Regions from separate parts of the Homo sapiens genome. Here regions 2, 3 and 4 are each linked to region 1. Evidence: chromatin contacts called from ENCODE Hi-C or POLR2A ChIA-PET data. All regions are on one chromosome and are shown on one strand. Each heading gives the region's core, a stretch centred on a gene start or an enhancer-like site at or near the end of the contact. The rest is flanking DNA. Distances are from core to core; before and after follow the strand shown.

What was found. Hi-C counts contacts between places; a loop is a spot of excess contacts on that map. ChIA-PET counts read pairs that join two places held with the same protein, here RNA polymerase II (POLR2A). Pooled maps may share reads with other maps.
Region 2: a map of B cell shows a loop between it and region 1 (21-fold over the local background). The contact joins the promoter of ZNF254 here to the promoter of ZNF726 in region 1. A Hi-C loop is called at or near these places in 6 of 168 maps with a recorded cell type or tissue (B cell, CD8-positive, alpha-beta T cell, naive thymus-derived CD4-positive, alpha-beta T cell and 1 more), 8 of 37 single-sample maps with no recorded cell type and 16 of 50 pooled maps. POLR2A ChIA-PET finds 5 or more read pairs at or near these places in 18 of 52 experiments (B cell, CD4-positive, alpha-beta T cell, CD4-positive, alpha-beta memory T cell and 13 more).
Region 3: a pooled map shows a loop between it and region 1 (2.0-fold over the local background). The contact joins the promoter of LINC03085 here to the promoter of ZNF726 in region 1. A Hi-C loop is called at or near these places in 1 of 50 pooled maps. POLR2A ChIA-PET finds 5 or more read pairs at or near these places in 3 of 52 experiments (OCI-LY7, WTC11 and activated naive CD4-positive, alpha-beta T cell).
Region 4: a loop to region 1 is called in a map of PC-3, with 4 times the contacts of the local background. The contact joins the enhancer-like site here to the promoter of ZNF726 in region 1. A Hi-C loop is called at or near these places in 1 of 168 maps with a recorded cell type or tissue (PC-3) and 5 of 50 pooled maps. POLR2A ChIA-PET finds 5 or more read pairs at or near these places in 2 of 52 experiments (BJ and activated naive CD4-positive, alpha-beta T cell).

The regions. Positions count from the first base shown.
Region 1 is chr19:23,913,438-23,916,137 of GRCh38, forward strand. It overlaps ZNF726 (zinc finger protein 726), which reads left to right and starts at 1,449. Exons shown (of 4, transcript NM_001244038.2): 1 at 1,449-1,560. The coding sequence starts at 1,558.
Region 2 is chr19:24,085,903-24,088,602 of GRCh38, forward strand. ZNF254 (zinc finger protein 254) reads left to right here and starts at 1,285. Exons shown (of 4, transcript NM_203282.4): 1 at 1,285-1,435. The coding sequence starts at 1,406. RefSeq lists enhancers at 1,331-1,410, 1,461-1,510, 1,571-1,660.
Region 3 is chr19:24,145,117-24,147,816 of GRCh38, forward strand. It overlaps LINC03085 (long intergenic non-protein coding RNA 3085), which reads left to right and starts at 1,359. Exons shown (of 1, transcript NR_186350.1): 1 at 1,359-1,965.
Region 4 is chr19:24,053,237-24,055,936 of GRCh38, forward strand. It overlaps a transcript of ZNF254 not described here. Among named protein-coding and RNA genes, the nearest start is that of ZNF254, 33 kb to the right of the region's middle. Within about 2 kb of position 1,380, at least 5 of the 41 ENCODE cell types and tissues checked have a DNase peak (open chromatin) inside an H3K27ac peak, as active enhancers do; they include PC-3, where a contact is called at or near this core.

The sequences.
Region 1 (2,700 bases), core at 199-2,698:
AGTAACTTATTTACTGAGTGGGCACAGACTTCATCCTGTCTACATAATCGAACAAACTGTTGTGTATGTAGACATTTAAACAGAGACTCAAAAGGAAACCTATGCTTTGATCAAAACCAAATGTTTTGTGTGTGCTCCAGACTATTTACATAACATAACCCAGGGCATAAAAGTTTTATGCACTCACATCTCTGCCATTTATGTGCTATCAGTGAACCATATATCAGTTTGGTTCTAACAACTGCCCACTTCTTGAAAGGCTTTCCTGTTTAGTTTACGTGGAATAATTTTACTAATTTTGCTTTGCTGTTGTGGAATATATTGTGGTTGTACTCTTTGTGTAGGAATGCAAGACAAGCTCACTAAATGCTTTCTTAAATTGGACGCTTATTAATCTTCTAGACATCACCTTCTTTTGGAACTAGAAGTTATGAACGACCTTCACCATACCAACACTGTCTGACTGAATTTCTCTCTACCCTGAATGCAAGAGACCAATGGTTAGGCAGGAATATTATCGCCCCTAATCAGCCTGAAAAAGTTACAGAAGACGAATCTTTGTCTCTCTGCAACTCTTAGGATTAAGGGTCCTCTTGTAAAGGAAGGCGAAAAATATGTCAGAATCATTTGAACCAGAGCGACTCCGTTTTGAGAGAGAGCTAGGAAAATGACGCTGAGACTCGCTGGGCTGCATTCTCAGTAAGTTAGGCATTCCTAGCCTCTAGATATTTATGGTTAAGGAAATGAATTAATAATGTTTACTAAGCAGAACCAGACGGAGGAGTGTCCAGATATTCCAACATCTGGGGAATAAAGGTATTCCTAATTTTGCTTTAAAGATAATATCGAGTCGGCCAGGCATGGTGGCTCACGACTGTAATCCTAGCATTTTGGGAGGTCGAGGCGGGTGGATCTCCTGAGGTCAGAAGTTCGAAACCAGCCTGGCTAACGTGGCGAAACCCCATCTCTACTAAAAAAAACCAAAAAACAAAAATTAGCCCGGTGTGGCTGTGTGCACCTGTAGTCCCAGCTACTATGGAGGCTGAGGCAGGAGAATCGCTTGATCCCGGAAGGCGAAGGTTGCAGTGAGCCGAGATCGCGCCATTGCACTCCAGCCTGGACAACAAGAGCGAAACTTTGTCTAAAAAAAAAATTATTCACATATTTAATACGTTGAAAAAAAGACAGCAAAGAAGAGAGAAAATTTTTCCGTGTTCTGAGATGGGCCTCGTTCAGCTCCGGGAGGAAGCCCCGCCTGAAAAGGCTGAGGCTTAGGCTGTCAATCTTTCTTCATTCAGCCCAACGTCTGATGACATCTTCTGTCACTCAGGGCCTTAGAAAGCGGGGTTCTTAAACGTTATCCAATCAGAGACGCTGTCCTGGGAACTGTCCAATCAGGCACGCAGCTGGAGCGAACAGGGCGGCTTCCGGGATTTGGCGGGGCCTTTGTCTCTATCTGCGGCCGGAGCTCCAGGTCTCGTCCTCACTACTCTGTGTCTTCTGCTTTTAGGGGCGCAGCCTCTGTGGCCCTGTGACCTGCCCCCTGGAAGCCTAGAAATGGTGAGAGTGCCGGGTGCGACATCCCAAGAGAGGGAACGGGGCTGGCTGGAACCGGTGGGAAGCGGCAGTGGCGGGACTCAGGCCTCCTCGCTGTCAGTTTTACAATCTGCGCCCGAGTTGTTGCCCAGCTCGGCCTCAGTCCCTTCAGCCTTAAGATGGCGGCTGCGCTGACAGCCGGGCTCCCGGGCGTTCTGTCTCTTCACTGCGCAGTGACTGTGCCCTGGCCTGGAGCCCTCTTTGGGCAGCTCTGCACCAGTAGCCCCGCGTCTCTCCCAGATTGTGCAGGGACCATGGGAGGAACGTCAGGGCAGAATCCTGACTCCGGGTGCGGGCTCATGAATGGGAAGAGCTTTGGTCCGTGGGGTTTTCAGGCCATTTTTTCCTATTAAAAATTTATGGGCCTCACTGCAAAAACATTAAATAATTTAAAGTGTGATTCAAAAATTTTAGAGCACCTTGCTGTGGTTTCTAATTTGTATTCCATGGAAGGAAAGGTTTTTATAAGTTTCATCATAAAACCAAATTCCGTAATTGGCTAGGTACGGTTATGTAGATTTTGTTGTTATTTTGTTGTTGTTGTTTTGTTTTCATTTTCTTTTTTTTTTGAGGCAGAGTCTCTGTTGCCCAGGCTGAAGTGCAGTTTCGTGATCTCGGCTCACTGCAACCTCCACCTCCCGGGTTCAAGCGATTTTTCTGCCTCAGCCTCCCTAGTAGTTGGGACTACAGGCGCCTGCCACCACATTTGGCAATTTTTTTTATTTTTAGCGGAGACGGGGGTTTCACCGTGTTGGTCAGGCAGGTCTCGATCTCCTGACCTCAGGTGATCCACCCACCTCGGCCTTCCAAAGTTCTGGGATTACAGGCGTGAGCCACTGCCCCCGTCCTAGTTCTTAATTTTTACAATCAAGGTGGAAATATCATGGTTATGTAATCAGAGCTTAATTGGCAGTTTATAGTTGGTTAAGCGTTAAGCCTGAATTTTGTTTCTGCCAATGTAGTAATTTACAAAAAAATGCTCTTGAGTTTAGACTTTTTTTTTAGAAGTAGAAATCCAGGGACTAGAGCCACCTCAATCTAATTTCCTGCCACTTAATGGTTTTCACACTCCACAGGGGACTGATTTTTTCCCTGAATTTTTCA
Region 2 (2,700 bases), core at 35-2,534, 170 kb after region 1:
ACAACATAAAAATTTAAAAAATGGCCAGGCACGATGGCTCACGCCTGTAATCCCAGTAATTTGGGAGGCTGAGGCGGGTGGATTACCTGAGGCCAAGAGTTCGTGACCAGCCTGGCAACATAGTGAAACCCCGTCTCTACTAAAAATGCAAAAAATTAGCCAGGTTTGGTGATGCACGCCTGTAATCCCAGCTACTCGGGAGGCTGAGGCAGGAGAATCGCTTGAACCCAGGAGGCAGAGGTTGCAGTTAGCCAAGATGGCGCCACTGTACTCCAGCTTGGGCGACAGAGCTAGACTTCGTCTAGACAAAAAATAAAAAATAAAAAAAAGTATAAGAGATCATAAAATATGTATAAAAATCTAGAATGGTCAAAAAGACAAATTTGATGGACTTTATTTTTGTTATTTTATTTTATTTTTTGAGACAAAGTCTCGCTCTGTCGCCCAGGCTAGGGTGCAGTGGCAGGATCTTGACTCACTGCAACCTCAGCCCCCCGGGTTCAAGGAATTCTGCTGCCTCAGCCACCCGAGAAGCTGGGGTTATAGGCGTGCGCCACCATGCCCAGCTAATTTTTTTTTCTTTTATTTTTTTGAGACGGAATTTTACTCTTGTTGTCCAGGCTGGAGTGTAATGACGCGATCCACGCTCACTGCAGCCTCCACCTCCCAGGTTCAAGCAGTTCTCCTGCCTCAGCCTCCCGAGAAGCTGGTATTACAGGCACGTGCCACTACGCCCAGCTAATTTTGTATTTTTAGTAGAGATGAGGTTTCACCATGATAGTCAGGCTGGTCTCCAACACATGACCTAATGTGATCCGCCCGCCTTGGCCATCGAAAGTGCTGGGATTACAGGCGTGAGCCACCGCGCCCAGCTGATGGATTTACTTATAACGGTTTATCAAATTAGCTTTAGTGCTGATAATACATTATTACTAAAGTAAAAGTTGATTTTCTCTTGAACAAAAATTATATGTATTATTAATATACATAAAATATGTTTGTTCACATTTTGAATACATTGAAAAAGAGAGAGAGCAAAAAAGATATAGAATTTTCCCATGCTCTGGGGTGGGCCTGGCTCAGCTCAGGGAGGAAGCCCTGCCCGATAAGGCTGCAGCTTAGGCTGTCACTCTTTCTTCAGCCTAGGGTGTGATCACATCTTCTATCACTCAGGGTCTGAGTAGGCGGGGCCTTAAACGTTATCCAACTAGGGACGTTGGGCTGGGAACTGTCCAATCAGGCACACAGCTGGACTGGACAAAGCGGCTTCCGGGATATGGCGGGGCCTTTGTCTCTCGCTGTCGCCGGAGTCCCAGGTCTGTCTTCACTGCTCTGTGTCCTCTGCTCCTAGAGGCCCAGCCTCTGTGGCGCTGTTACCAGCAGGTATTGGAGATCCACAGCTAAGATGCCAGGACCCCCTAGAAGCCTAGAAATGGTGAGAATGCCAGTCCGACATCCCGAGAGAGGGGAGGGGGCTGGTTGGAACTGGTGGGAAGCGGCTGTGGCGGGACTCAGGCCTCCCCCCAGTCAGCTCCACAATCTGCGCCCAGCTCGACCTCAGTCCCCTTCAGAAATAAGATGGCGGCTGCGCTGACAGCCAGACCCCCAGGAGTCCTGTTTCTTCCCTGCGCAGTGACTGTGCCCTGTCCTGGAGCCCTCTCTGGGCAGCTGTGGACCCGCAGCCCCGCGTCTCTCCCAGATTGTTCAGGGACCCGGGGAGGGTCGTCAGGGGAGAATCCTGACTCGGGTTGCGGGTTCATGAACGGGAAGAGCTTTGGTCTGTGGGGTTCCCAGGCCCTCTTTTTTCCCATTAAAAATTTATGGGCGTCACTGCAAAAATATTAAATACTTTAATAAAAGAATGATTCAAAAATTGTACCACACCCAGCTGTGGTTTGTACTTTTGTGGTCCATGGAAGGGGCCTGAAGAAAAGATTGTTACAAGGTTCATGATAAAGAAAACCAAATTCAATAATTGGCTAGGTACAGCAATCTAGGTTGTCGTTTTTTTTTTTTTTTTTTCTTTTTTTTGAGACAGAGTCTCACTTTTTTGCTCAGGCTGGAGTGCAGTGGTGTGATCTCGACTCACTGCAACCTCCGCCTCTTGGGTTCAAGCGATTCTCCTGCCTCAGCCTCCCTAGTAGCTGGGACTACAGGCGCCCGCCACCACAATTTTTTTATTTTTAGTAGAGACGGGGTTTTACCATGTTGGCCAGGCTGGTCTCCAACTCCTGACCTCAGGTGATCCACCCACCTTGGCCTCCGAAAGTGCTAGGATTACAGGCGTGAGCCACCGTGCCCAGCCTCGTTTCTTAATTTTTACATTTAAGGTGGGAATATCCTGGTTATGTAATCAGAGCTTAATTGTCAGCTTATTCTTGGTTAAGCAAGAATTTTGTTTCCGCTAATGTAGTAATTTACCAAAAAATGCTCTTGAGTTTAGATTTTTTTTTTAGAAGTAGAAATCCGGGGACTAGAGCCACCTCAATCTAATTGCCTGCCACTTAATTATTTTCACACTCCACAGGGGACTGCTTTTTTCCTGAAATTTTCACATGTATCCCAAGCAGGGCCTCAAGTCCACCCCTCATCCCCTATTCCTCCAGCCTAACTCTGGCTTGCAGGAAAATACTAAATTTCCCGTTTTGTCTGACATTCCCAAATGCCAATGTCCCCTCCCTAATTCACTTTATCATCTAT
Region 3 (2,700 bases), core at 109-2,608, 230 kb after region 1:
TTTCTGGTTTAATAAAATTCTGTCATGTTGTGATTTGATTTATTTCTTTTTGTCTTTTGTTTTATAAGACCTGTTAGTTTTATACTTTTGTATGTTTTAATGATGGTGAATATCAATCTTTTGTTTTTCTATTAGAAGTACCGGCCTGGCACAATGGCTCATGCCTGAAATCTCAGCACTTTGGGAGACTGAGGTGGGTTGATCACCTGAGGTCAGGAGTTTGAGACTAGCCTGGCCAACATGGTGAAACTCCGTCTCTACTAAAAATTCAAAAATTAGCTGGGTGAGGTGGCGGGTGCCTGTACTTTCAGCTACTTGGGAGGCTGAGGCAGGAGAATCACTTGAACCTGGAAGGCAGAGGTTGCAGTGAGCCGAGATTGTGCCATTGCACTCCAGCCTGGGCAACAAGAGCAAAACTGTCTCAGAAAAAAAAAAAAAAAAAAAAAAAAGAAATCCCTGACATCTTTTATAGACCCAGTCTAGTGGTAATTAGTTTCCCCAGCATTTATTTGTCAGGGTAAGACTATTTCTTCTTCATTTGTGAAGGTTAATTTACCTTGATGTAAAATTTTTGGCTGGCACTTTTATTTCAACACTCTCTAAGTGCCATTCCATTATCTTCTGGCCAGTAAAGTTTCTGTTGAGAAGTGTGCTTTTAGTCTGATGTGGTTTTCTTTATAAATGACTAGATGCTTTTCTTTTGCTGATTTTATAATTAGTTATTTCATTTCGACTTTAGAAATTCTGGTTATCATGTGCCATGATGAAGTCTGTTTTGCAATTTATTTTACTGGTGATTGCTGAGCTTCCTGTATATGTATGTCTAATTCTATTGCTAGACTTGGAAATTTTTCATCATTTATTTTCTTAAATAGGTTTTCTAAACTTTTTCATGTTTTTTTCTTTCTAAGAAACACTGATAATTTTTATGTTTAGTCACTTTATGTAGTCAGAAACATCTCAAAGTTTTCGTTCGTTTTTTAAAATTCTTCTTAGTTTTGTCTGAGTAGATTATTTTAAAAGACCCATTTAAAGGTCTGAAAATTCTGTTTATGCCTTTTCAGTCTACTATTGGATCATTGAATGTATTTTCTTTTTCCTTCAGTAAATCTTTCAGTTCCATAATTTTGTTTTGGTTTCTTTTAAAAGATATTTATCTCCTTGGCACATTTCCCATTCATACTCTAAATTTATTTATTTATTTTTGTATTGGTTTTTAGATTTCTTTTGCATCTCTTTGAGCTTCTTTAAAATCTATATTTTGAAGCCTTCTAAAAGTCTTTTAAAGTCCTTTCAATTATTTTTTTTTTCTTGGAATACTGGAGAATTATTGTGTTCCTTTGAAAGTGTCATAAACCTTGCTTTTCTGTGTTTTCTCTGTCTTTATGTGTCTTTATATTGATTTCTGCACATCTGGAGAAACAGTTGTTTCATTTTTTTAAATTTACATTCACTGGAGGAAGCTTTTTTTTTTGTTTTTTGAAGTTATTACCATGATGTTTATCACATAGAACCATTTGGCTTTAATTTTGGATTTGTGCAGAGGGAAAGACTGGATAAGTTTCTTGAGTATAAACAAATATATACACACACACACACACACACAGAAACATGTTTCTGTGTGTGTGTGTATATATACACACACATATATATATATATATATATCACAAATTTTGGCTTAGGAGTCATCTTTTCTCTTAGGTTGATTTTTAATTCTAACTCCCAGAAAACAATTAATTTATCTTTGTTTTATTTGTCATTGAGGCCCAGCAAACCTGAAGTAAAAGGGTGAGAAGGTAGGGTGGGTGCTGGATAATGAGAAATTACTTAAGGGTTATAATGTAAATTATTTGAATGATGGATACCCTAAAAGCCCTGACTTCGCCACTATGCAGTCTATGCATGTAACTAAATTACATTTGTACACAACACTTTTGTAAAAATAAATTAAAAAGAACAACTAGAGTTTGCTATCTTGCTTATTCATACATACAAATACATCATAAATGTTTCCCATGACATTATTATTGATACAGGAGTTAAAAAGAAATTATTTAGGCAGATAGTGAGTGAGGGCAAGAAAGTCCTTCGTAAAGCTTTCCTTTTAATAAAAAGCAGCCCACAAATTATTTCTTTTTTAACAAAGAACAGCCTGTAAAATCAAGCTCCAAACATCGATAAGCAAGCTGAAAGCTTGCATGAATAAATGTCGGCAGCTGTGCCAATAGGAAAAGGGACTAACTGCGGACGGCGCATGTTTAAAATGGTGACACCCTCTTCCCATTTCCTTGTTAACCACATGTACAGTAAGAAGCAGGCAACAGGGTGCTGGCAAATGCTCCATTTGCATAATAGAAGATTAGGGTGGAGCAGCCAGATTCCTTGTGTGCTGTGTAAACTTTCTTTATTTTATTTTATTTTATTATTATACATTAACGTTTAGGGTACATGTGCACAATGTGCAGGTTAGTTACATATGTATACATGTGCCATGCTGGTGTGCTGCACCCATTAACTCGTTATTTAGCATTAGGTATATCTCCTAATGCTATCCCTTCCCCCTCCCCCAAGCCACAACAGTCCCCAGAGTTTGATGTTCCCCTTCTTGTGTCCATGTGTTCTCATTGTTCGATTTCCACCTATGAATGAGAACATGTGGTGTTTGGTTTTTTGTCCTTACGATAGTTTACTGAGAATGAT
Region 4 (2,700 bases), core at 130-2,629, 140 kb after region 1:
GAAGGATTGAAGTTCTCATGCACAAATCCAGACCATCATTGAGACTGTCACTCAGGTACTTACACCCAACATACAGAGGGTATTTTGTCTCATACCTAGAACTAAGAAATGTGTGAAATTGTTAATCTCATACCTCGACCTTAATTCAGGTGTGTTTGTGACATACACCTTTTTTAAGCACCTAAGTAATTTGACTCTCCTGCCTGGGCCCAACGTACAGATGGGATTGTGCCATATTTCTGGACCCAGCATTTAGGTGATGTGAGTCTATTCTCTTGTCTTAGTGCTTTCCACAGAGAACACTGGACATATCACAGGGCCTAGTGCCCAGGTGATATGACTTTCCTCTACTTCCTAGGCTTTTCCTAAGAAGGGATTGTAATATATTGCTGGGTCAGAACCTAGGTCGTGTGACTCTCCTGTGCTGCCTGGTTCCTCTTGTACATTGTGTATTGTGACATGTGGCTTGTTCTAACACCTCGATGATGTGAATCTCCTGCATGGGCCCTGTCCACAGAGGTATTATAACATATCTTTTTATTCATCACCTAGATGATGTAACTCTTTTCTATCTGGGCCCTGCCAAAAGGGAGGATTGCGGCATATCACTGGACCCAGCATCTAGGTGATGTGATTCTCCTGTTTTCCCTGGGCCTCAAATATTTTGGATATTGTAAAATATTGCTAGGCCCACTACCTATGGGATTGCATGCTCCTGCCTGGGCTCTGCCCACAGGGACCTTGTGACATATATCTGCGTCCATGACCTAAAAGGTGACACTTCTTGCCTGCACTGTGCCCTGAACAGGAAATATTGTGACATATCCCTGGAACCAGACACCAGGTGATATGGCTCTTCTGCCCCTGTCTTGCCCCCAGGGAGCATTGTGACATAGTGCTTAGCTCAGCACCCAGGTGATGTGACTCTGTTGCCTGTGCTGTGCTTTCAGGAGAGAATTGTAACATATCCCTGGCTGAGCACCCAGGTGATATGACACTCCTGCTTGTTTCCTTCCCTCGGGGAAGATTGTGAGATACCTTGGCTGAAATCCCAGGTGATGTAACTCTCTTGCTAACTCCCTACCTACAGGTTAAATGGTGACATATACTATAGTCAGCTTATAAGTGGAATGATGACTCTCATACCTCTAGTCAGCTATTGGAAGAAATACTGTCTCTCATAGCTCGACTTAGATAAATGAGTCACTTCCTTGGTCTTCTCTTTTTATGAAGGTCATAAAGAATTGCCACACTCTAACATATTGTATAATGCCCTCGAGTGTTACAAACGTGTTATCCCAGGGCACACAGCACAAAGGTGAGATTGTTTCTTATATGCACACCTCACCAATTATTAGGATTATCACCCTCACACAGGGAAAGAGCCTATGGCTGAAGTCTTGAATCTCAAATGCAAACAGAATCTCAAATGCAAACACTGTCCACAGTTGGAATTGTGACTCATGTATGAGCCTCCAACCACAGTTGAGATGGTGACACATTTCTAAACTCAGAACATAGCAGATGAGGACTCTACTCTCTTAAACCCAACAAATTAAGAGAGATGTTGACTAATACCTGGGCTTAGGGCCACAAGTATGGTCATGGGTGCTTACAAACATGATTTTAGAGTAAATTGTGCCTCTCATTTATACTGGATAAAGCCTTTGAGTAGTATAGTGTACTAACCAGGCGCAGTGGCTCACGCCTGTAATCCCAGCACTTTGGGAGGCCGAGGTGGGTGAAACGAGGTCAGGAGTTCAAGACCAGCCTGACCAACATGTTGAAACCCCATCTCTACTAAAAAATACAAAAAATTAGCTGGGCATGGTGGTGGGCACCTGTAATCCCAGCTACTTGGGAGCCTGAGGCAGGAGAATTGCTTCAACCCGGGAGGTGGAGGTTGCATTGAATTGAGATCATGCCACTGTACTCCAGCCTGGGTGATAGTGCGAGACTCTGTCTCACCAAAAAAAAAAAAAAAAAAAAAAAAAAAGAGTGTACTAACAAGACCCAGCACACAGAGGAGATTTTCTCTTTTTCTTTTTCTTTTTTTCTTTTGAGATGAAGTCTTGCTCTGTCACCCCAGCTGGAGTGCAGTGGCGCGATCTCAGCTTACTGCAATCTCCACCTCCGGGTTCAAGTGATTCTCCTGCCTCAGCCTCCTGAGTATCTGGGATTACAGGCACATACCACCATGCCCGGCTAATTTTTGTACTTTTAGTAGAAACAGGGTTTCACCATGCTGGCCAGGATGGTCTCAATCTCCTGACCTCGTGATCCACCTGCATCAGCCTCCCAAAGTGCTGGGATTACAGGTGTGAGCCACTGCAGCCGGCCTGGAGATTTTCACTGTTATATGAACACCCATCAAAAAGTATACATCATCATATTCTCACATAAACACAGCCCACTTTTGAAGTTCTGGATCACACCTAGAGGAAGTCAAAGGTGGAAAAATTGACTCTTATATATGGATCCAGTCCATAGGTGAGTTGGTGACACTCAGAGCAAGATTCAGCATGCGTATGAGGCTGTGACTTCACTAATTAGACAAAGTCCACAGGAGGAGTATAGGCTGTCAGGTACAAATTTAGTTCACTGTTGACATTGTAACTCCTGTTCTTAGACACAACATATAGGAAGGGTTAACCTCCTTTACCTAAAACCGGAACATGTGTGGGATTGTTAATTTCATCT